Linked DNA regions of Homo sapiens: region 1 is linked to region 2. Evidence: read pairs that join two places in POLR2A ChIA-PET (ENCODE). Cell type or tissue: OCI-LY7. All regions are shown on one strand. Each heading gives the region's core, and the rest is flanking DNA. Links, peaks and the distances in the headings are about the cores only. Region 1 has its middle 9.2 kb from the start of LUZP1. Region 2 overlaps ZBTB40 (zinc finger and BTB domain containing 40).

The links. Peaks named below come from ENCODE experiments on the same cell type or tissue, not always from the same donor. Only the 100,000 strongest peaks of a DNase experiment are listed, where the experiment ranks them.
Region 1: POLR2A ChIA-PET joins it to region 2 with 10 read pairs; 2 of 35 experiments call an interaction of 5 or more read pairs at or near these places.

What each region holds. Positions count from the first base shown.
Region 1 is chr1:23,172,303-23,183,851 of GRCh38, reverse strand. It overlaps a transcript of LUZP1 not described here. Among named protein-coding and RNA genes, the nearest start is that of LUZP1, 9.2 kb to the right of the region's middle. RefSeq lists silencers at 5,844-6,073, 6,164-6,263. In OCI-LY7, for the core only: a CTCF peak has its summit at 4,730; DNase peaks (open chromatin) are centred at 4,701 and 6,211; H3K4me3 peaks cover 1,502 bases; H3K27ac peaks cover 1,639 bases.
Region 2 is chr1:22,516,504-22,527,752 of GRCh38, reverse strand. It overlaps ZBTB40 (zinc finger and BTB domain containing 40), which reads right to left. Exons shown (of 18, transcript NM_014870.4): 13 at 10,289-10,453; 14 at 7,478-7,692; 15 at 6,095-6,257; 16 at 5,290-5,376; 17 at 3,309-3,535; 18 at 1-1,551. The coding sequence ends at 1,357. Among named protein-coding and RNA genes, the nearest start is that of EPHA8, 41 kb to the left of the region's middle. In OCI-LY7, for the core only: no CTCF peak of the experiment used is centred there; no DNase peak of the experiment used is centred there.

The DNA.
Region 1 (11,549 bases), core at 2,471-10,470, 650 kb before region 2:
AGTTAGACCAGTGTTGAAACCAATCACTCAAGCTGGGTGTAAAAGAAGAAATGGGCCGGGCGTGGTGGCTCACGCCTGTAATCCCAGCACTTTGGGAGGCTGAGGCGGGCAGATCACTTGGGGTCAGGAGTTTGAGACCAGCCTGGCCAACATTTCGAAACCCCATCTCTACTAAAAATATAAAAATTACCTAGGTGTGGTGGCATGCACCTGTAATTGCAGCTACTCAGGAGGCTGAGGCAGGACAATCGCTTGAATCAGGGAGGCAGAACTTGCAGTGAGCCAAGATCATGCCACTGCACTCCAGCCAGGGTGATAGAGCGAGACTTCATCTCAAAAAACAAAAACAAAAACAAGGAATGGAGGTGGGGGAGCCTGGAGGCAGAGTCCAACTAGAAGAGCTGCAGGCTGGAATGGGGTGATTACACTGATAGCTGATTTTTCATCCACTCAGAGCTTCTCATCGGTGAAGGGGCACTCGAGTGAAATTTGTCTGGCTTGCCCAGGAGACAGCTCCCACAGGGTAAGGGGCTGCCCTGGGGCCAGAGAGGAAGAGTGGTTGGTCCCAGCAGCAGGTGTGTCCAGGGAGATCTTCGATATAATCAGACGGCCTGGGAAGAGACAGGTGGCTAATGAAAGAAGCTAGATTCTGGGTCAGGTTGGAGGGCAGAGGCAGTGTGCGATCTAATGGTTAGGAACACATAATGGCACCAGACACATCTTGTTCAGGTCCCAGCTCTGTCTCCTCTTGGCTGTGTGGTTGTGGCCAGGTCACTTTGGCTTGCTTTCTTTTTTCTTTCTTTCTTTCTTTTTTTTTTTTTCAGACAGAGCCTCACTCTTTCGCCCAGGCTGGAGTGCAGTGGTGAGATCTTGGCTCACTGCAACACCCGCCTCCTGGGTTCAAGCAATTCTTGTGCCTCAGCCTCCCGAGTAGCTGGGACTAAAGGTGCATGCCACCACTCCCAGCTAATTTTTGTACGTGTTTTTCAGTAGATACGAGGTTTCGCTATGTTGGCCAGGCTTGTCTCGAACTCCTGACCTTAAGTGATCCACCTGCTTTGGCCTCCCAAAATGCTGGGATTACAGGCGTGAGCCACTGTGCCTGGCCCATGTTGCCTTTCTGAGCCTCAGTTTCCTCATCTGTAAAATGTGATTATGAATAGGGCTCGTGCCTTGAGACTACTGTGGGGGCTGGACGAGGGAATGTGTGTAAAACTCAGCACAGCACTGGGTGCCTAGGAAGCACTCAATAAGGGAAGCTTCAGGTTCTCAGCCCCCATCAAAGACAGTCTGTTGTTGGGGCAGGGTGGTCATTCTGGCTTTGCAGCACGTCTCCAGGCCAGGGTGGCTTCAAAAACTGGCCAGTCTGAGCTGATACCACACTAAGTTACGCCAAGAGAATTCCAGCCAGAAGCAAAGAAATGATGCTTTGGACAGCCCAGGACCACATTCTGGGGGAAATGTGCCATTTCTGTTCCACTTTTTTTTTTTTTTTTTTTTTTTTTGAGACAGAGTCTTGCTCTGTCGCCCAGGCTGGAGTGCAGTGGCTCGATCTCGACTTACTGCAAGCTCCGCCTCCCGGATTCACGCCATTCTCCTGCCTCAGCCTCCCAAGTAGCTGGGACTACAGGCACCCACCACCACGCCTGGCTGATTTTTTGTGTTTTTTTTAGTGGAGACGGAGTTTTGCTGTGTTAGCCAGGATAGTCTCGATCTCCTGACCCCGTGATCCACCCGCCTTGGCCTCCCGAAGTGCTGGGATTACAGACATGAGCCACTTGCGCCTGGCATTTTTTTTTTTTTTTTGAGACGGAATTTAGCTCTGTCGCCAGGCTGGAGTACAGTGGCGCAATTGTAGCTCAGTGCAGCCTCGCCCTTCTAGGCTGAAGCGATCCTCTCACCTCAGCCTTCTGTGCCCGGCTGATTTTTTTATTTTTTGTAGAGACAAGGTCTCACTTTGTTGCCCAGGCTGGTCTCAAACTCCTGAGCTCAAGCAATCCTCCCACCTTATCCTCCCAAAGTGTTGGATTACAAGCATTAACCACTGCACCTGGCCTCTGTTCCAATTTTTGAAACATTAAAAATTATTCTGCTTCTTCCAGGGGTTCTACGTGATATTCTCTGTTTTATTTTGCTAGTTTCCTTTTTATTTTGTGGGTGGTTGTATACTGAAGTCTTCCTATAATACTAGTTATTGTGATAAACGTTTTATGTACATTCTTTTTTTTTCTTTTTCTTTTTTTTTTTGAGACGGAGTTTTGCTTTTGTTGCCCAGGCTGAAGTGCAATGGTGTGATCTCGGCTCACCACAACCTCCACCTCCCAGGTTCAAGCGATTCTCCTGCCTCAGCCTCCCCAGTAGCTGGGATTACAGGCATATGCCACCACGCCTGGCTAATTTTATATATTTAATAGAGACAGAGTTTCTCCATGTTGGTCAGGCTGGTCTTGAACTCCCAATCTCAGGTGATCCACCCGCCTCGGTCTCCCAAAGTGCTGGGATTACAGGCATGAGCCACCGTGCCTGGCCTTATGTACATTCTTTCATGTAATCTTTATAGCAACCCTTTCATGGTGTTTTTGTGTTATTGTTCTCACTGTGTGGATGAAGAAACTGAGGCTTGAAGAAGTTAACAAACGTTCCTGGGTCTGTCTGACACTAACCCCTTTGCCCTTCATTACTACACTTACCTGGCCTGTCAGCAGAAAGGTCCCTAGGGCCTTAGGTTACCCTAGTATCCTGCCCCAGAATTACCCAGTGAGTAGAATACCAAGGTTTGTCTGGACCAAAAATAAGAGAAACAACCTTTGGGAGGCCGAGGCAGGCAGATCACGAGGTTAGGAGTTCAAGACCATCCTGGCCAACATGGTGAAACCCTGTCTCTACCAAAAATACAAAAATTAGCTAGGCATGGTGGCACGTGCCTGTAATCCCAGCTACTCGGGAGACTGAGGCAGAGGAATTGCTTGAACTGGGACCCAGGAGGCAGAGGTTGCAGTGAGCTGAGATCGTGCCACTGCACTCCAGCCTGGGCTACAGAGCAAGACTCTGTCTCAAAAAAAAAAAAAAAAAAAAAAAAAAGAAACAACCATGTGACACGGGGCACAACTCTGTCTGATTGAGGAACCATCCATTGTATTAGGGTCACATGTGTAATACATTCCCTGAGAGTTTAATGCAGGGAAAAATTTGTCTCTCCCAAATCACTGGCCTGATTCTTCCAACCATATCACAGCAATAGCTAATTCTTCTATACGATTTACCATGTAACAGGCCTGTTATGAGAATGAAATATGCAGCTGGGCGCGGTGGCTCATGCCTATAATCGCAGCACTTTGGGAGGCTGAGGCAGGTGAATCACTCGAATCAGGATTTCGAGACCAGCCTGGCCAACATGGTGAAACCCTGTCTCTACTAAAAATACAAAAATTAGCCAGGCGTGGCAGCAGGTGCCTGTAATCCCAGCTACTCAGGAGGCTGAGGCAGGAGAATTACTTGAACCTGGGAGGCAGAGGTTGCAGTGAGCTGAGATTGCACCACTGCACTCCAGCCTGGGCGACAGAGCGAGACTCCACCTCAAAAAACAAAACAAAATGAAAAAAAGAACTAAATATGTCTGAAGTCATTTAATCCTTCCAGGGACCCTAAGAAAGGGGTTTATTATTATATTATCCTGTTTTTCAGAAGAAGCAACAGAAGCACAGAGAAATTAAACAACTACTTAAGGTCGTGTGACTAGTAAGTGGTAGAGTTGGGTTTCAAAACAATGTAATTTGCCTCCAGGGTCTGTGTATTCAATCACATGTTTACTACTTCCTACACAGTTTGTAACTCATCCTGGTTCCCTCTTTGCTTTGACTGCCAGGAAACTCAGAACCATGATTTGTTTGTTCTTCACAGTTACTATCCTTAGAAAACTCAGCCCACCATTTCTACCCTAATTAGTCCGTATTTCATCTTTCTTTCCTTTTTCCCCACTGGCCTTTGAGCCAGGCTTTTATCGCTCCCGAATTCTTGTTCTTTAATTATCAGTCAAATGGTCTCGAGGCTGCAATGAAACTACCTTGAAACCCTTTTTGGAAAACACATTACATAAGACATCAGATGAACAGAGATGGCTTCTGACCAGCTGAGGCAGTTGGACACAGTTGAAGATGTCTTTTGAGCATCTTTCGTGTAACCAGCACTGTGCTCTGTCATGTGGAGGATACAACAGTGAGCCCAAGGTAGTCCCATACTAGTTATGCCAACTGCTATGATAGATAAATCCTGAAATCGCAACGCCTAAATACAATAGAAATTAGTTCAATGTGTGCCCCCCTCAGTCAAGTGATGAGTGAGACCCAGGTTGACTAAGGCTCTGCCCCGTTCAACTTGTAGCTTCCAAGGGCCCCCTGGTGTTGACATCTGATTGGCAGATGAGAGAAAAGAGCTTTGAGCAAGCATACATCCTTCTTCACCACTTTGGCCAGGACATGGCATTCATGTTCTCTGCCCATATCCCACTGGTGAACACGAGTTATGTACCTAATTAGCAAGGAGTGCTGGAAAATGTAGTCTGGCTGCTTTTCTCAGAAACAACTCTACACGTGGAAGGGGAACAGCTTTGATGAACAGCTGACCTTGTCCCAGTTTACGAGGAACTTAAAATTATTGAACCGTCTACCCTTATAGAATGGCTAAGAATACCATGCAATATGTAATGTGGCCACAGGGAGGAAAATGGCCTGGCCTTGTTTACAAGAAACCACGGACAAAAAAAGGAGCATTTAAGGCTGGGCACAGTAGCTCGTGCCTGTAATCCCAGCACTTTTGGAGGCCAAGGTGGGTGGATCACCTGAGGTCAGGAGTTTGAGACCAGCCTGATCAACCAATGAAACCCTGTCTCTACTAAAAATACAAAATTAGTCGGGTGTAGTGGCACACGCCTGTAATCCCAGTTACTTGGGAGGCTGAGGCAGGAGAATCACTTGAACCCGGGAGGCGGAGTTTGCAATGAGCCAAGATCATGCCATTGCACTCCAGCCAGGGCTATAAGGCGAAACTCCGTCTCAAAAAAAAAAAGGAGCATTTACGTTTAAACCAAATCTATTTGTCCAACAAGGGAATGGGATGGGGGTGTGGAGAGGGGGAGAGTTTATCATGATAGTGAGTATTCAGGCAGAGGCTAAGTTTTCACTTGGCTGAAGGCTCTAGAAAGGGTGACGTGACAGATGCCTCCTATCAGTCCTTCTAAGTGTGAACTTCCATGTAAGGTTCCCTTAGTCACCTCTGAGCACTTACTTTGTGTCAAGTTCTCGGTAAGGCTCTGAGGACCCAGAAACAAATGAGACAAGGTCATGGTTACTCAACTGAAGTGCTGAAGCAGGATAGAGAAAGGCTGAGCTCTGGAAACAGGAGGCTGGAGTTTAATTCCTAGCTCTGTTATTTCGTAGCTGTGCATCACTGGAGATGCCACTTGGCCTCTGGTTCTGTTTCCTCATTTATGAACTAGGAACAACAGTTATCTTCATAGATTACAGGAACCCAATGACAAAAAACACCTGGAGTATTTGTAGCACAGTGCCTGGTATGTAGTAAGCATGTTATTTTATTAGTAGTAATATTTTTATGATGACCTTGGATAAGTCACTTCATTTTTCAAAGCCTCAGCTTTCTCATCCATAGGATGGAGTTAACACTGACATCATGGGGTTGGAATCTTGCTGTGTCGTGGGGTCGGGAGCTGCCATTTCGTCTCTCCGCTTCCTCCTGGGATAAGTGGGTCGCATCATGCCCACTTGATCGCGGACGGAAAGCAGCCCCGTTCAGCGCAAAGGAGGAACCTGAATTAACAAGGACGCGATTTCCTGGCTGCGCTCCCGGGGTAGGAGGTTTGCGCTGGGTCCCATCCCCCGGCCGGTCCTGCTCAGGAAACGCGGAGAGAAAGCCAGGAACCAGGCCTGCCAGGCCCTGCGGCCCCTCAGCGCCGTCCCTCCTCCCCGGCCCTCGGCTGCAGGAAGCCGGCTGGCGGGAACGCCCTGCCTGGTGGGTGGGAAAGGCCGAGAGCGCGCCCGGCACCGGCGGCTTCCCAGGCCCGCGGCCGGCTGGCGGCGCGGAGCTGTCACTGCGGCAAACGGCGAACGCGCCGGCCCCCTCCCCCGCCGCCCGCAAGCCTGGTGCAGTCGGCCCATGAGTATTTCATGAAGTGCCGCAGCCGGATTCATGGCTCACTGGCGCAGGAGGGGAGAGAGGCTGAGTCCTGTCAAGCGCCAGCGCCCCACCCGTCACGGAGCGCACGCCGCGGGGGCCAGGCTGGGGAGGGAAGGGTGTCCAGCCCTCTCTTTTGGGTGGTGAGATGCTGAGGCCTGAGGGTTTCTAGGTGAGTGTTCAAGGTCATGGCTAGTAAACGGCAGGGCCAGGATGCAACTCGGGGTCTGTTTCATCCTAAAGTTTGTGCCTCGGGTCTGTGGTTCTGCTCCAGGTTTTTGGGGTGTTTGGGGGGCGGGGGTTACGTTCTTGCCGCACCTCAAGAACCAGAGTTCTGTACCCTGGGGCTACCGATGTCCTCTCAGAGGTCTGTGAACCCCTTGTAATTGTGTAACATGTTGTGTGTGTTGCATTTTTCTTCGAAGTTTCAAAGGCGTCAGTGATCCAACAAGGGTTAAGAATTATAGCCCTCTGCAGGGCATGGTGGCTCATGCCTGTAATCCCACCACTTTGGGAGGCCGAGGTGGGAGGATCGCTTGATTCCAGGAGTTTGAGACCAGCCTGGGAAACATAGTGAGACCCCCCCCCCATCATCCTTACAGAAAATTTAAAAATTAACTGGACGTGGTGGCACACGCTTCTAGTCCCAGCTACTGTGGAGGCTGAGACAGGAGGATTGCTTGAGCCCAGGAGTTTGAGACTGTGGTGAGGGGTGATTGTGTCACTGCACTGCAGCCTGGGTGACAGAGGCCAGACCCTGTCTCAAAAAACAAAAAACAAAAAACCCCCCAAAATTATAGCTCTCCAAGTCTGCTTTGAGGACCCCAGCTTCATGAGAGGTTGAGGTTCCTCTATGTCTATAGCCTCTTGAGAATATTTCTGCAAAGCCCCAGCTGTTACTCTGTAGCAACTTGGGGGCCTCTACAGGATCCCAGATCTTTCTACTGGATCTTGAGACTCTTTCTATAGGGTCTTGAGATCTCTCTGGGGATTTGAGCTGTTTATGGGGTCCTGGTGTCTCTTTCTGAGGTTCTGACATCTCACTATAAGGTCGGATGGTCCTCCATGGAATGAATTCTAAACCTGGGCCTCAGAATGCCTATGAACTCCCTGAAATTGTATGCAAGATTTTGTGGGTCTGTCTGTATACATGGAATTCTGGAGACAGGTTTCATGGATTTCACTAGATTCTTAAAAGAATCTGTGATCCCCCAAAAGCTGGGAAAAAATATTGCTTTAGAGCATTCATTTGGACAGGTCTTACTCCTTTCTCGTCAATAAAAGTCAAGGAAGTAGGGGGCTGGGCTATGGTGGGTCACACCTGTAATCCCAGCACTTTTGGGGAGGCTGAGGTGGGCAGATCATTTGAGGTCAAGAGTTCAATACCAGCCTGGCCAACATGGTGAAACCCCGTCTCTACTAAAAATACAAAAATTAACTGGGTGTGGTGGCGCACGCCTATAATCCCAGCTACTCGGGAGGCTGAGGCAGGAAAATCACTTGAACCCAGGAGGTGGTGGTTGCAGTGAGCCCAGATCATACCACTGCACTCCAGCCTGGGCGACAGAGCAAGACTCCATCTAAAAAAAAAAAAAAAAAAGTCAAGGAAGTAAAAGGTGGAGGAAATAAAAGACAGATAAGAGACAGTGTTTTCTAGTAGAGTATGGGCTTTGTACTCAGGCATTCCTGGGTTAAAATCCCAATTTTGCCACTTACCAGCTGTGTGACCTTGAGCATGTTCCTTACCCTCTCTGAGGCTCCATGCCACCTCTTCTAGGAAGCCTTCTCTGGCTCCTCAATTCAGTTAGGTCCCCACCCTGCATTCCCCCAATCCCTCCTGGCATATCACCTGATTCTTTGCAGCACTTAATGGAATTGTTATTAAGTAATTGTGTTTAATGTTGTCCTGTTTCTCCACTCCTCCAGTCCAGGAAACTTGGGACTTTTGCTGTATTACAGTCTGTGTAGTGCCTGGCACATGTTAGGCACTCAGCCATTTCTTATGAAATGCATAAAAATGTAAAGGAATGGAGGGATGCAGGCCAGACACTGTACTAGGGACAGAAAGGGATCAGAAATTAATAAGCATCATTCCTGTCGTCGAGGAAGTCCCAGGCTGGAGGGAGAAATAAGATGCATGAGAGGAAGACTGTCCTAATTGCGCTAATGGGGGATGAACACTAATGGAGGCAAACACTAGGGGGGAAAGCACCAAAAGGTCCAAAGACGAGTGAGACCTAGTCCCTGAAGAGCTGAGATGCCTTTCCTTTGTATTATGTGTTACGATTTACAAAGCACTTAGCTTACATGAAATAGGTGGGTATACACTTACTCTGCAGAGGTGGGAAAACTGCTGCTGAGAAGAGTTCAATGACTTGCCCAAAGCCACCCAGCCAATAATGGCTGCCTGAGTGCATAGCTTATTTGCTTTGGAATACAGTCCATTTCCTCCTGGACTTGGGCTTTGATGTTGCACATGTCTTGGTTTAGATCCTACTAGATGTGTGACCAGTAAGTGACTTTCCCTGTCTGAGCCTTGTTTTCCCAGTCTGCAAGATAGCAATAATGACCCCCTATAACCTTTAAGAGATAGTATATGCAATATACTAGCAATAATGACCCCTATAACCTTTAAGAGGTAGTATATGTAAAGTACCCAGCATGATTCTTGGTTCAGAATAAAGGATCTATAAATGTTTGTGGAATGAATGAATGAATGAATGAATGAATGAAATGCATGTAGTAACGGTTGCCCTGAAACATGAGGGAGGAAAGGAATAGAGGGAACTTAAAATCATGCCATTTTGGGGATGATAGGAGAATTGAGGGCTATTTTATTCCTTCCTATTCTGACTTTCTATGATTCTTGGCAGACTTTGCACTGGCCTCAATCATACTGGGTAATCATTTGTTGTTTGCAAACCAGCAAAAGTGAGCCAACTCCAGCTTGGTTAGCTTTCTTTTTATGTATATCTTTATTGCCTTTTTTTCTGATGACACAGTAATACTTCTACATGTAAAAAATTAAATTGCAGAAAGATATAATGAGTGAAAGTGAAAGTGCAAGTTTAGACATGGTAGACACAAGGTGCTGACATATTGTGATTCTTTGGAAGGTGTGGAGGGGGCATAGGACAGTGTGATGGTGAATTTTATGTGTCAATTTGACTGGGCTAAGGGATGCCCAGATAGCTGGTAAAACATTATCTCTGAGTATTTCCAGGAGATATTAATATTTGAATTGGTAGATTGAGTAGAGAAAATTGCCTCCACCAATGTGGGTGGGCATGATCCAATTCACTGAGGGCCCAAAGAACAAGGGCCCTTGTCCAATTCACTGAGGGCCCAACAGAACAAAAAAGAGGAGGAAGGAAAATTTGCTCTCTCTCATTGAGCTGGAACATCCATCTTCTCCTGCCCTTGGACATTGGAGCTCCTGGTTCTCAATCCTTGGACTCTGAGACTTATACCAGCACTTCCCTGCCCACAAACCCCCATTCTTAGTACCACCATCTTTTCTGGTTCTCCAGCTTGCAAAAGGCAGATTGTGGGACTTCTCTGCTTCCATAATCTTGTGAGCCAATTCTCATAATAAGTAAATTATATATATATATACTCCTATTGGTTCTGTTTCTCTGGGGAACTCTGACTAATACAGACAGGGACAAAAAAAAATTCTCCCTGCTTAAAATTCTTTTTGTCCTGGCCTTGTCATGGTTCCTGAGACTTCTATTAGGTGTCTTACTTTTGGCTTCTAGCATTGAAAGTTCAAATGCAACCAAGGGCTAGGGTCAGGGGAGAAAGTGAAAATCATCTCGGCATGGGCTTTCTTGGAACCCCACGAAGGAGGAGATGGGATCTGTGGAACTTTCTATTGCAGTATGCACAGGTGGCTCAGATGCCCACTGCTGGTATACCTTGTAGCTGTGTTTTTACCCTCTTTCCCCTCCATAGCAAAGTCTTTTTTGGAAGTTCTCACTATATGCACACACAGAACAGCAAAACAGGCTGGGCACAGTGTCTCACACCTGTAATCCCAGCACTTTGGGAGGCCAAGGCAGGTGGATGGCTTGAGCTCAGAAGATGGAGACCAGCCTGGGCAGCATGGTGAAACCCCATCTCTACCAAAAATACAAAAAAAATTAGCTGGGCTTGTTGGCAGGCACCTGTTATCCCAGCTACTTGGGAGGCTGAGGTTGGAGGATTACTCGAGCCTGGGAAGAGGAGTTGTAGTGACCCAAGATCATGCCACTGCACTTTAGCCTGGGTGACAAAGTGAGACTCTATCTGAAAAAAAAAAAAAAAAAAAAAAGAAAAAACAAAAACAAAATGAAACTCAGCAAAGCAAAAAAAAAAGAAAAAAAACTGAAGGTTCTCTAGCTCTTTTTTATTTATTTATTTTTTTAGAGACAGTGTCTTTCTCTGTCACTCAGGCTGGAGTGCAGTGCAGAGATCATAGCTCACTGTAGCCTCCAACTCCTGGGCTCAAGCAATCCTCCCTCCTCAGCCTCCTGAGTAACTAGGACCACAGGTGTGAGCCACCATGCCTGGCGGTGGCTCACACCTGTAATCCTAGCACTTTGGGAGGCTGAGGTGGGCGGATCATGAGGTCAGGAGTTCGAGACCAGCCTGACCAACATGGTGAAACCCCGTCTCTACTAAAAATACAAAAATTAGCCGGGCATGGTGTCGCAGGCCTGTAATCCCAGCTACTCAGCAGGCTGGGGAAGGAGAATTGCTTGAATACGGGAGGCGGAGCCGAGATCGCACCACTGCACTCTAGCCTGAGCAACAGAGCGAGACTCTGTCTCAAAAAAAATAAAAATAAAAATAAATAAATAAAATTTTGGCTGGGCATGGTGGCTCACGCCTGCAATCCCAGCACTTTGGGAGGACAAAGCTAAAGGATCGCTTGAGCCCAGGCATTCGAGACCAGCCTGGGCAACATGGTGAAACCCCATCTCTACTAAAAATACAAAAATTACCCGGGTGTGGTGGATCATTCCTGTAATCCCGGCTACTCGGGAGGCTGAAGCAGGAGAATCGCTTGAACCTGGGAGGCAAAGATTGCAGTGAGCCCAGATCGTGCCACTGCACTCCAGCCTGAGCGACAGAGGGTGACCTCTGTCTAAAAAAAAAAAAATAAAAAAATAAAAATTTTTTTTTGTAAAGACAGGGGTCTCACTATGTTGCCCAGGTTGGTCTCAAACTCCTGGTCTCAAGTAATCTTCCCACCTTGGCCACCCAAAGCACTGGGATTACAGGTGTGAGCCACTGCGCCTGGCCTATTTAGTTCTTTATAGTCTCCATATTTTTCTATGCATATACTAAGCATATATTACAAACTATAACTACAGGAT
Region 2 (11,249 bases), core at 1-8,000:
CTCCTGCCTCTGTACATGGCAATGTGAGATGTGCCTGGAAGGAAGGGGTGGCCCCATCTCTGCCAGTGTGGGATCCAACCAGGCACTCCCCTCCACAGGGGGTCAAGCCACACAAGGTGGCAGACAGCCCTGCCTGGTGTGTAAACACCGCACCAGCAGACTCCAACCTTTGGCATGGAAGGAAAAGAAGATAAATGCTAGTCATTCTCTCCAAACGGCAGGAACCTACATCTATCTAATTGCACTTCATAATGGATTCCACAAACCATTAATTATCAGATTATATTTTAGGAACTGAAGATAAAAAAAGCTTTGTGAAATTCAAACTCCAAAGGATCACTGACCTGCAATAAGTGTGGCGGCCTGCGGGAGGTGAGGCAGCAGGCCACTCACAAGGCAGGGAGTGGGCGGCAGCAGAGCCACGGGCAGTCACGGCTGCTCCTCCACACGCAGACAGGACTGCCTGCCTGGTGCTGGTCACAGTCTGCACCATATGACCCAGAGGGAGCCAGGCTGCCAGGTCAGGCAGAGATTTCAGCCTTTGATTAAAGGAAGGGGATGAAGATGACACGGAAGAGCTGTGGGAACCAGGCTTCAGGTAAGGAATACCAAGAAGAATGTCCTGGAAAGGCAGACACTGTCTAGCAGCTGATGCCTCACATTAAACACTTCCAGCAGAAACTCCAGAGCTTTGTTTTGGGAAGAGCTGACAACTGACAAGGGGTTATCAGGCATGGAAATGAGGGCTACCTGTCCTATAGCCATCAATAGGGTGCTGGGCGTGGCCACTGGGTGGAGGGGGAACCCCAGCAGAGGGTAGGATGATAGGACCGAGGAAGGGGCCAAGTGTGCCTCAGGAAGGGGCCTAAGGTCCCCGAATTGTCTGTTGGTGCCCCTCTCACTTTAAATGGCCAGAGGCAGTGGCAGCATTTGCAGCCCCCACTGTGGGCCAAGTCCCATATCTAACTGCCATTCTGCCCACTGAGCGCTGTCGGCACATCATGCCTCCTGGGGTACCCTGGTCACCAGCTCCCATCCCACTGCTCTTTCAGACTCTACTTCTGAAGCCACATGTCACTTGGGGATGGACAGTGTCATAGAGGCCGCAGCAGCGGGCCTGTGGGGAGGGAGGCCTGTCTGCTACAGAGGATGGTGCTGTTGGTGTTGAGGGCTCAGATGCTGTTGGTTCTATGAGAACAACGAAGCTTCCATCTGTTTTCTAGGTGAGACTGTGTTGGTTGGTGCTAAGCTAAGATGCTCACCACTCAGGACAGCCAGGGATGGAGGGCAAAGGGCAAGCTGTGGGGCCTCCTCTCTGCTGCAAACGCAGGAAGGCTCTGCCGGATGAAAGGCTGCTCATTTGGCCTCACCACAGATCAGCGTCACTGTGCCATCCAGCAAGTCCTCCACAGTCACCGCCACGAGCTCAGAGCTGGCCTGAGATGCCTGAGAATCTGGCAACGTCACAAACACCTGCGACCCGGCAAGCTGGGTCTCCTCCAAAGTGATCACCTGCTCTGTCGGGGCCACCGGCTCTGGGGTTTGGATCACCTGAAAGAGAAAGACCGTGAGGCTGCTCTGGGCAGTGTTCACAGTTGGCTCCCTGATTTACATGGTTTTCATCTCATGCTGTAATGATGATATTTATGTTTTCACCTGAGGAGAGCACTTACATGTGCCTAATGGGAAGAGGCAAGTCTAACCCACTGGCGATGCAAAAGAGAAGGCCAGCAAACAATTTAAATAACTGTGCACTAAATTGCTATAATTTTGCTCAGTACGCCATCTCGGGGCGCCCGGACTCTATGATTATACACCAGCGAACACTGGCTCTGTTTTTCACACTGGGCTTTCCTGTCTTGGGATGACACTGCAGAGGTGAGTGCCATGTGAGAGGAATGCCACTGAAGCCAGCTGGTCTCATGCCTGGAACATGGGAATGGGATTGATCCACCACAGGCCCAGGTGGGCCCGGGGCAGCCTCTCTGGACCTCTCGCAGGCTCACAGCCTTCCCAGGAGGCCACACAGTGACCGAGCTTAGGAGGAAGACTGGATGAACTGTGACTCCACGCATTCATTCAGCTCACCAGCCTGGCGGGGCCAGTGCCCCCTTCTCTCCTCCACAGCCCACCTATGTCCCTTCCAAATCTGCATAATCTGTTAGAGACCACCTTTCCAACTGAGAGAGAATGAGTCTGTGGTTAGGCATATCCAATTCCCGCCTAAGCCTCCCAGTTGATGTTTCTAACCCATAGATCCCAGAAGAGCTAGATGCCCTTGATATTTTTAAACTAGAGGCCACAGCCACCTTGCTCTTGAGAATCAGTGAAGAGCAGAGAGCAGGAACAAGTGAGGAAGCCAAGCCCAGCTACTTCTCCGTGCTACAGGAGAGAAGAGATCAACTGTGATGTTCAATCAACAATGATCCAGGATAGTAGTTTTCAAACTGCTTTTCTTTCTTTTTCTTTTAGAAATGGACGCCCCAGCCCCACCTTTTCCCCAAAGGACATATTATCAAGAACCATAATATACAAAAAAGATAAAAGCAGAGCACCTTTGGTTGATATGACAGCAGAGTGTTGGCGGGAGTCCTGCCTACCTGACTTCCCCTCTGTTCCCCAGAGGCCTGTAAGAACCTGGTTTATAAATGACTGATCTGGAACTGGACAGCGGGACAGTCTAACAGACCAAAACCTCAATCAGTTTATGGTTCCTCTCCAACCCACCCACAAATTACTGACGATGGATGGACCTGAATTTATTTTCCTTTTCTGCCCACCCTCTCTGGAGAAGATGGGAAGAAGAGTAAAAGAGGATCTGGGAAGCAAAGGGAAGCTGGATCAAGCTTAGCCCTGAAGCATCAAGAAGAGGTGGTTTTTTTGCCCAGGTAAAGGTGAGAGGCCCAGGTGTGTGCAAGTGTGTACTGTGTCCTGCCCAGAGGCGCTCTCCAAGCACTTCAACTGCAGGCAGTCCCTGCCCAACAAAGTGTTCCTCTGTCTCCGAGGTTTCCCGCAGTTCTCACCACACCCCACGGTGTTTCTCAGGAGGCAGGGACGTATGCACTGGGAGGAGGAACCAAGCTGTTCCTCTTTTGGAAATTATTGTTCCAGGCTCCCTCTACCTAAGGGCCACTTCCCATGTGGCCACCAGGAGACTAGAATTTTCTGTTCTGTTTTGTAAGAAGTCCAGAGAGACTCTCTACAAGATCCCCAAAGAGTATCTCTGGGTACTATGACAGAGCCACCTCTAGAGAAGCCTTAGGAACCATGCATTAGCATTCTAATGTAGCTGATGGCCCCAGAATCACCTGCGCCATCTGTGAGGCTGCGGCCTGGGTTTCCGTGCTCATCACCTTTGGGTGCTCAGATTCCAGGTGACTGTCAAGCTGGGCCTGGGAGGTGAAGAGTTCCCCACAGAGCTCACAGGGGAAGGTGGTCTCTGACTGCTTGAAGTGCTCCGTGGTGACATGGTGCTGCAATGCTCCAGGAAAACGGAAAGTAGCAGCACAGTACAAGCACCGGAATGGCTGGGACCCTGGAGGAGAGGGAGACAGAAGGGGAGGGCTGTGGGTAAAATTCTCTGGGTAAAATGAGAGAAATGAGGGCAGGAAGACATGAGAGGAAAGAGCAATGAGGATCGAGGCTTGGAGGCGGATCCACATTTTGTGGGACACGAACGTTATTCAATCTGGGGGGCCTTAAGAAAAATAATACAAAATGACAAGGACAGAGCCTTGGAAGGGTCCATGCAAGTGAGGGGCCCTGAGATGACAGTTTCATTAGTATCAGATTCAGGCCAAATCTGCCTCTGCAGAAGCCCATTATTCATTCAACTGCAGATAAAGATGCTGACGATACTATATTTCATCAATTCTAAGAAATACATTTTAACATCTCTGAAGTAGGATCAATGGCACCTTATGACTTCTGTGGGCTAAGGCAGTCAGGTGCAATCGTCAATGCGCACACCAACATCAAAAGTGGCAGCATCAAGACTTGCAGAATGGGCATCCACGGCTTGGAAGAAACTCCCTAAGACAGGAATGGTGCACGTTTTTAACTCATGGAAACCAAATGGTTTAGAAGGGAGGAAGTAAGTGATGAAAGGTTAGCTATATTCCCAAAGCAGGAATCAAAAGTAGACTAGTTTTACATAACGCTCAAGAGACCAAAACGAATGGCCTTCAATTCTTGATGGAATCTTATATTATGCGTTCCATCATCAATGTTCTTGATGGCAGAGTAAACACTGTGTGGAAAAACATGCTTGTTGACAATCTGAATTGAACACTACTCTGAGAAGCTGGATTCTTCCCTTAATCAGTTTTTTTATGTTTTCCTTTGTATGTATGCACACTAGAGTGAGTGACATGATAAAAATCTATGTCAAATTAGTCCAAAACAGCACTTAGAATAACGTAGAAATTCTAAGTGATAAGAAAGCACAGTTTAACTGGCAGTAGTTTTTCTTTTTTAATAGTTCCTTAAAAATGGTACATCTTGGCTGGGCGCAGTGGCTCACGCCTGTAATCCCAGCACTTTGGGAGGGTGAGGCGGGCGGATCATGAGGTCAGGAGATCGAGACCATCCTGGCTAACATGATGAAACCCCGTCTCTACTAAAAATACAAAAAAAAAATTAGTCGGGTGTGGTGGTGGGCGCCTGTAGTCCCAGCTACTCGGGAGGCTGAGGCAGGAGAATGGCGTGAACCTGGGAGACGGAGCTTGCAGTGAGCCGAGATCGCGCCACTGCACTCCAGCCTGGGTGACAGAGTGAGACTCCATCTCAAAAAAAAAAAAAAAAAAAAGGTACATCTTATTTAGTCGAGCATGGTGGCAGGCACCTGTAATTCCAGCTACTTGGGAGGCTAAGTCAGGGAGAATTGCTTGAACCCAGGAGATGGAGGTTGCAGTGATCTGAGATCGCACCACTGCACTCCAGGCTGGGTGACAGAGTGAGACTCTGTCTCAAAAAAAAAAAAAATAAAAATGGTATATCTTATAACTGGAATTGTATTTATTTATTTTTAACTGGCACTTTAGATTTGATGAGTATAGCAATAACAATGACAATCACAGTTACGGCTTAAGGGATGCTTATTGATGCCAAGGCCTTCAGTTTTTCACACTACTCTATGAGGCAGGTGCTACAACTGTTCCCATTTTATAGATGAAGAAACCGAGGCACAGGTTTGTTAAGCGATTTAGCCTAGGTTGCAAAGCTGCAAGTGGTGGAGGGGAGATTCAGGCCCCGAGTCTAGCCTAGAAGTATGCTGACAGGGGTACTGACCTGAATGCTGGCACTTGACATGAACCTGCAGCAAGGCTGGCGTGGGGAAGAGCTCCTTACACTGGTCACATTCATGGAACTTCATATCTGTGAAGTGCATAAAGAAAGACGTGCTGGGAAAGAACAAATGGTTGGCTCTCCAAGGCTGAAGAGTAACAGGGCTGGGGTTGGGGCGATGGCCAATACTTAGCAAGCATCTACCAAGTGCCAGGAATCTTATAACCTATGGTATATTTGTACAATCTAGTGGTAAAGAGCATGAGATCTGGATCCAGACTGCCTGGATGCTCAGAGGGATGTTGTGAGAATGAAATGAGAAAATATACACGAGGTGCTTAGCATGGTGTCTTGCACATAGGAAACACTCTGTAACTGACAGCTGTTGTGATTATCACCAAATTTACCTGCAAAGTAGGTTTTAATAACTGCCATCCTGGAGAGAAGGAAACAGGCTCAGAAAAGGGAAGTCACTTGCCAAGGTCATGTAGCTGATAAGTGCTGGAATCAGGATTTCCACTCAGGCCTGCCTACCACTGAGGCTGACACCCTTCCCAGGTGCCCCAACAAGCTCTCACTCAGGGCTGGTGGGAGCTTACACTGCGCTACGCTTCCAGGTTTGAGAACCACTGCCACTCAAGCTGCTGCTACTGACTGCTGCTGCTACGGACAGGTGCGCTGGGGCAGAACAAAGGCAATGACCACTGCACATCACACTAGACTATTAGAAGTGGGGATTTCTGGTGGGGCCCAGGAGGCTACACCATCAAGCCCCTCCCGCTCTCTGCCGGCGGTACCCAAACTCCACCTGCATGTTCTGCTTTGATGTGCTTCTTGTGCTCAATGGTGTTGGGGAAGGTTTTGTCACAGGAGCTGCACTGGAGTGATGAGAACTTGGAAGATCGGTGGTTCTGAGCAGCAAATACGTCAGGGTGGTGGGTTCGATTGTGGTACCACAAACCAGACAATTGCTGCAAGGAATTTGGCAAGTGTTAGGTCTTAGAAAGTTCCAGCAAGCTGGAGAGCTCACGAGGCTCTCATGAGAGAAAGAAATACATTTTTGGATAAGCTGACGTTTCTAGTATCACACACTCTTACCTATCACACCGGGTGCTGATGTGAGGAAAGCCTGGTGTTTGTGAGAATAAGGCAACTACATATTCATTGAGAAGCCACTACAGGGCAGGGCTCCCAGGAGTCCTTCACATGCCCATTCCTTACAACAAGCCTATGAGGGAGGTGTTAGAGTCTTCCTAGCGAGCTGGAAGCGGAGACACCGAGGGGTTAAATGACTAATCATAACATCAGGAGATAGCAGGACCAGGATTCAGGCCCAGGCCTTCCAACTGTAACACCTGTGTGCTTTACCAGTGAGCTGCATCTCACGGCTTCCCAGGGAGCTGGGGCACAGCCGAGCAAGCTGCTGGAGGAGTGCACACTGCCCTTGCCCCATAAGCAAGAGTCCCTCTCCTTCCCAGGTTCCAGAGCAGCACTGGGAATACTTTCCCTACCATTCCACGCCATCCTAGGGCTCAAGCCCAGGTCTCCGTTCTGGAACGCTAATGTCACAACATGAGCGTTGGCACAAAGTTAGCTCTCAGTTTTTGCTGAGCTAAAGTTAGCAGTTATGCTTCTTTGTCTATACCCAAATCTTATAGATGCCACAAGGACCATTCTTTTCTCTGTAGTTTTAAAGCTTCTGACAGATGCAGTTTCTTTTTAGTTCTATATGGGGCTTCACTTTAATTACATATCAAATCCTAAGGTAAAAAGGCTGAGCCCTTCCCTGTGAGTTAAACAAACACAAACTAATTGTGCCAAACAAGGTAATTCCAGGTAGTGTTCCACTCCCCATTGCCGCTGTCATGCCCATTGACACATGGGAGCAATGGGTTCTATGGAAGGTGAGCATCCAAGGGGAAAAGCAGCATTAGTTCACGACAAGTCTGCTGTCTAAGAGAAGAAGCGTATGAACTCTCTGCTCCAATAATGAGCTCCCCCACTGCAGCACTCCGACCAGATCTCCTTAGAGAATCTGGATCACAAGCTGCATCCTTCATGAGAATCAGCCAATTGTCACATCCTGGATACAAGATATGATCTGCAAGCCACCAACCCGGGCATCAGGGAAGATCAAATGGAGAGTAGGTCAGGGGTGAGGGGAAGAGCTCCCAGTGGCACCTGAGGTCACCTGGTAGGCCTTGTTGCAGATCCCGCAGCTGAAGGGCTTCCCTCCAACGTGGGTCACCACGTGCCGCTCCAGCATGGACGGGGCACTGAAGATCTTCCCACACGTGGGGCAGGGGTGGTACTCTTTGGAGTGCACCTCATGGATGTGCTTCCGGTGATCCTGAAGAGTGGGGAAACTCATCCTGCACTTCTTGCAGTCATAAGGATCTTCTATGTCTAGTTTCACGGGACATCCATGAGAGGAAGAGGTGGAGAGGAAAAGAAAACACCATAGGCAGCCATCAGTGAAACACTGGTTGTTGTGTACAGCAACAAATGTGAAGACTCTGCTTTACGTAACAGGCAGGGTCATAGACTCCAAGGATCAGAAATCAGTGTAGCAGTCACCTGACTACCCCCACCTTCATCCTAGGAGGTGGGATTCCTCCAGGGTTTCAAGACTAACTGTCTCTGCAGCATCATGTAGTTCATCTCCATTCCTCATTTTACATCTTTCAAGTTAAATTACACTTTATCACTTTCCAGGGAGTTTCACCCTGGCTCGTCCGGTTTGCAGTGGGCATTCTGGAGTTTTCTAATTCTCTGTAGAGGATTTCCAGCACACTCCCCAGAGCATCACTAATTCCTTTGTCATCAACAGCACAAGTGGAGGGATGCTTCCTTTCTCCCCACTTTAGATTCAACAATAAAAACATTAGCATAATGAGTGCTCTATGACAGGCATATTCTAAGTGCTTTATGTAAATTAACTCACTTAATCCTTCCAATAACTCTATGAGTAGGTTCTATTATCATCCCTATTTTACAGATTAGGAAAATCAAGGTTTAGAGTGGTAAGGCAGTATCTTGCCCATGGGCATAATTAAGAAATGGCTGAACTGAGTAACAATCCCATCTCTCACTCCCAAATCCATGCTGTCTGAGAGCTACATGCTTGATTGGATATGCCAACCCTTCAGTGAGACCCCCACAATAAAACTAGTAGTGATGAAGAATACATTTGCCATCCTATGGCAGGAAACTTTGGTCTTTTTCTTAAAGCAACAGAAATCAAAATGTTTTAATAAAATCCTTTGCTCACAAGCCAATCTTTTATGTGCATTGATTCAGATTAATTCAGGAATTCTGACATGCAGCAGCATTCGGTATCACTAACTAGTTTCCCTGTGGACATGAGCTCTTGAAATCTCAGTTTTACACCATCTTCTAAGACACTTTGATGCAGCTTTCCATAAGCAATGATGTGGTTCTATGAAACAGGCAAGAAATGGGAGAGAGAGGGGGGCCTGGATGCTAGGCCTGCCACGGATGATATAGTTTAGGGTATGGCAAAGTATTCTGGGTCTTCTCCCTTCTGAAAGTTAATAACGTCTTCCCCTTTCCTGACGCCCAGGTAATGCTACTGGGAAAGGAAGACTAAAGCAGAATGTCATTAAAGAGGTCAAGAGGACATCAAAATTGTGGCACTGGATCCAAGCCAAATCTCTCATCTGGAAGCCTACTGTAACTGGATTTTTTTGGACAGCCTTGTAAACTGCTTGGAGGGAAAGGGCCACACTTTATTTTCCCCCTGCATCACCCAATGTCTAGCCACATGCTGGGCACATAGGAGCTTTGGCAAAGTCCTTGCTGGCTGGCTGACGACAGACTTGGATGTGTTTACATAAAGCGCACTTGTGAGACACTGTATCTGCCAACAGCTAGAAACTGGTGTGTGGGAAGAGGGGTGGGGAGGGAAGAAGAGCATGTGAGATGCAGGGCATGCAAAAAAGACAAGTTTTGATGGTGACAAATGGCATCTGAGAGGGTTGCTCTTGTCACCAATAATAACAGTATCTGGCATTACTGAGCATTTTCTATGTGTCAGGCGTGGAGTGTCATGCTTTACATGTGGTCTCATTTAATTCTAATTACAATCCAAGGTGGTGGCATTATTATTTGCTCTAGTTTACAGAAGGGGCATAAGAGGCTTAGAATGGTAAATAAATTTGTTTAAGGCCTCAAGAAAAGTAAGCGTCAGGGTCAAGATTCAAGTCCAAGCCTGTGTGATTCCAGACTCCAAGCTCTTAACTCCCCTGCTGTGCTGTGCTGTGCTGATTACACTCCTGCTGCAACAAGAGAGGCTGAAGAAAATGTGATGTGGCCAGCCAAATGCCACGCTGGTGATTTCCCGATGGTGTAATGAGGAATCACGGAATTTCTTTGTCCTTCCTTCCTGTGTGTGTATATATATGTGTGTGTGCCCACGCATGCACGCATGCCGAATAAAAGTGTGTTTCTGTCTGTGTCAGTTCTCACAGAAGGGGAGAAAGACAGGGGCAGACCCCACTAACTGTGTGAAATACAATGGCATTCGGAAGAGAATGCTGGGCGGGAGGTTTTTAAGGAAACATAACCAAGGCTCACTTACGATGGTAGACATTAACTCAGAAAGTGTCTGGACTGCTCCTACGGGAAAAGGCAAATGGAAGATGGCCTAATGGAAATATTCCAGTGCTCTGTGAGCCAATCAGTTACAGAGGCTTTCTCCTTCAAACAAAATTTGCCTCTGTTGGACAAATGGTGCCAGGTGGGCTAAAAAGGAAGACAGGGAAACAGCCTGGCCAGAGAGAAATAAGCGTTATATGAGATACCTTAAAATGAGATTCTTCCTGAACTAGGAATGAGGGACTCTGGGTTTTGCAGCGGAACAGGTAAGGGGAATGCACTGAATGGAGCTTGGGTCTGATGGATTGACACCTCTGCTGCAATTGACACGCTTTCCCAGTGCCAGGCTGGCACTGAGGGCTTGAGATCCACAGTCTCTACATACTGTGAAAGGTGTGCAGATGGATGGAGAGGCCATTGGCTTGCCGGAAGCCCTTGCCACAGTCTCTGCAGACATAGGGCTTGTCCCCGGTGTGGGTCCTCACGTGGCGGGACAGCTCAATAGACTGGGCAAACACAGCATCACAGTACTGGCATGCATACATTTTCCCTGCAAATACACAGGAGCTTATTAGAGTCAGCACTAAAAATTTATGGCATTGCTACAAACAAAATCTAATTCTACAGCACGTATCAGGGAAATATCATCTGGTAGATGACATTAAAACATCAGGCAGTCTGCAATACGCTGGGTGAGATCTGAGCCGTCTCATCACATGGCACCTCACAAACACAGCCGATCACACGGAAGGTGCGAGTGTGGTTGGACAAAGGAATAAGGACGGAGTTCTCACTGCACAAGACAACCCATCTGTTCATCAGCCACCACAAGTATGGAAGAGCGCACTCTACTCCCGCAACCAGATACATCCCTGTGCCCAGAAACACGTGGGTTTGGATCCCCTGGCGACATACACAGTGTGGATCTGCAACTGTGCACAAAGGTGAGAGTCGTGGATTCAGAGAGGAATGAAAGCCTTCTTCCAGTTGCTTGCTATAAAGTTATTATGTGTCCCTTGGTTTCTATATTTTCACATGCATATAATGAGGATATAATGACCAGACTGCCAAAGATTATTAGAAAATGTGGATAAAGAACAAGTCTGGAGAACTGGCATTTGTGAGAAATGCTAGACCAACTGAACCTCCAAGCTCCCTTATGGGCCGAGAGAGCAAGCAGGGCAATTGGTGAGGCATGGCACCAGAACCCCGGATCCCAGGGTCTACCACAACTAGGACAAGCAGCCTCATTTTCAGTGTTTATGTATTGGGCTGCAAAATAAGACTCTGTTAGGAAAAAAAGGGTTCCTTGAATGGAGAGGTGAAATTATTGAGGAGCCTGGGGC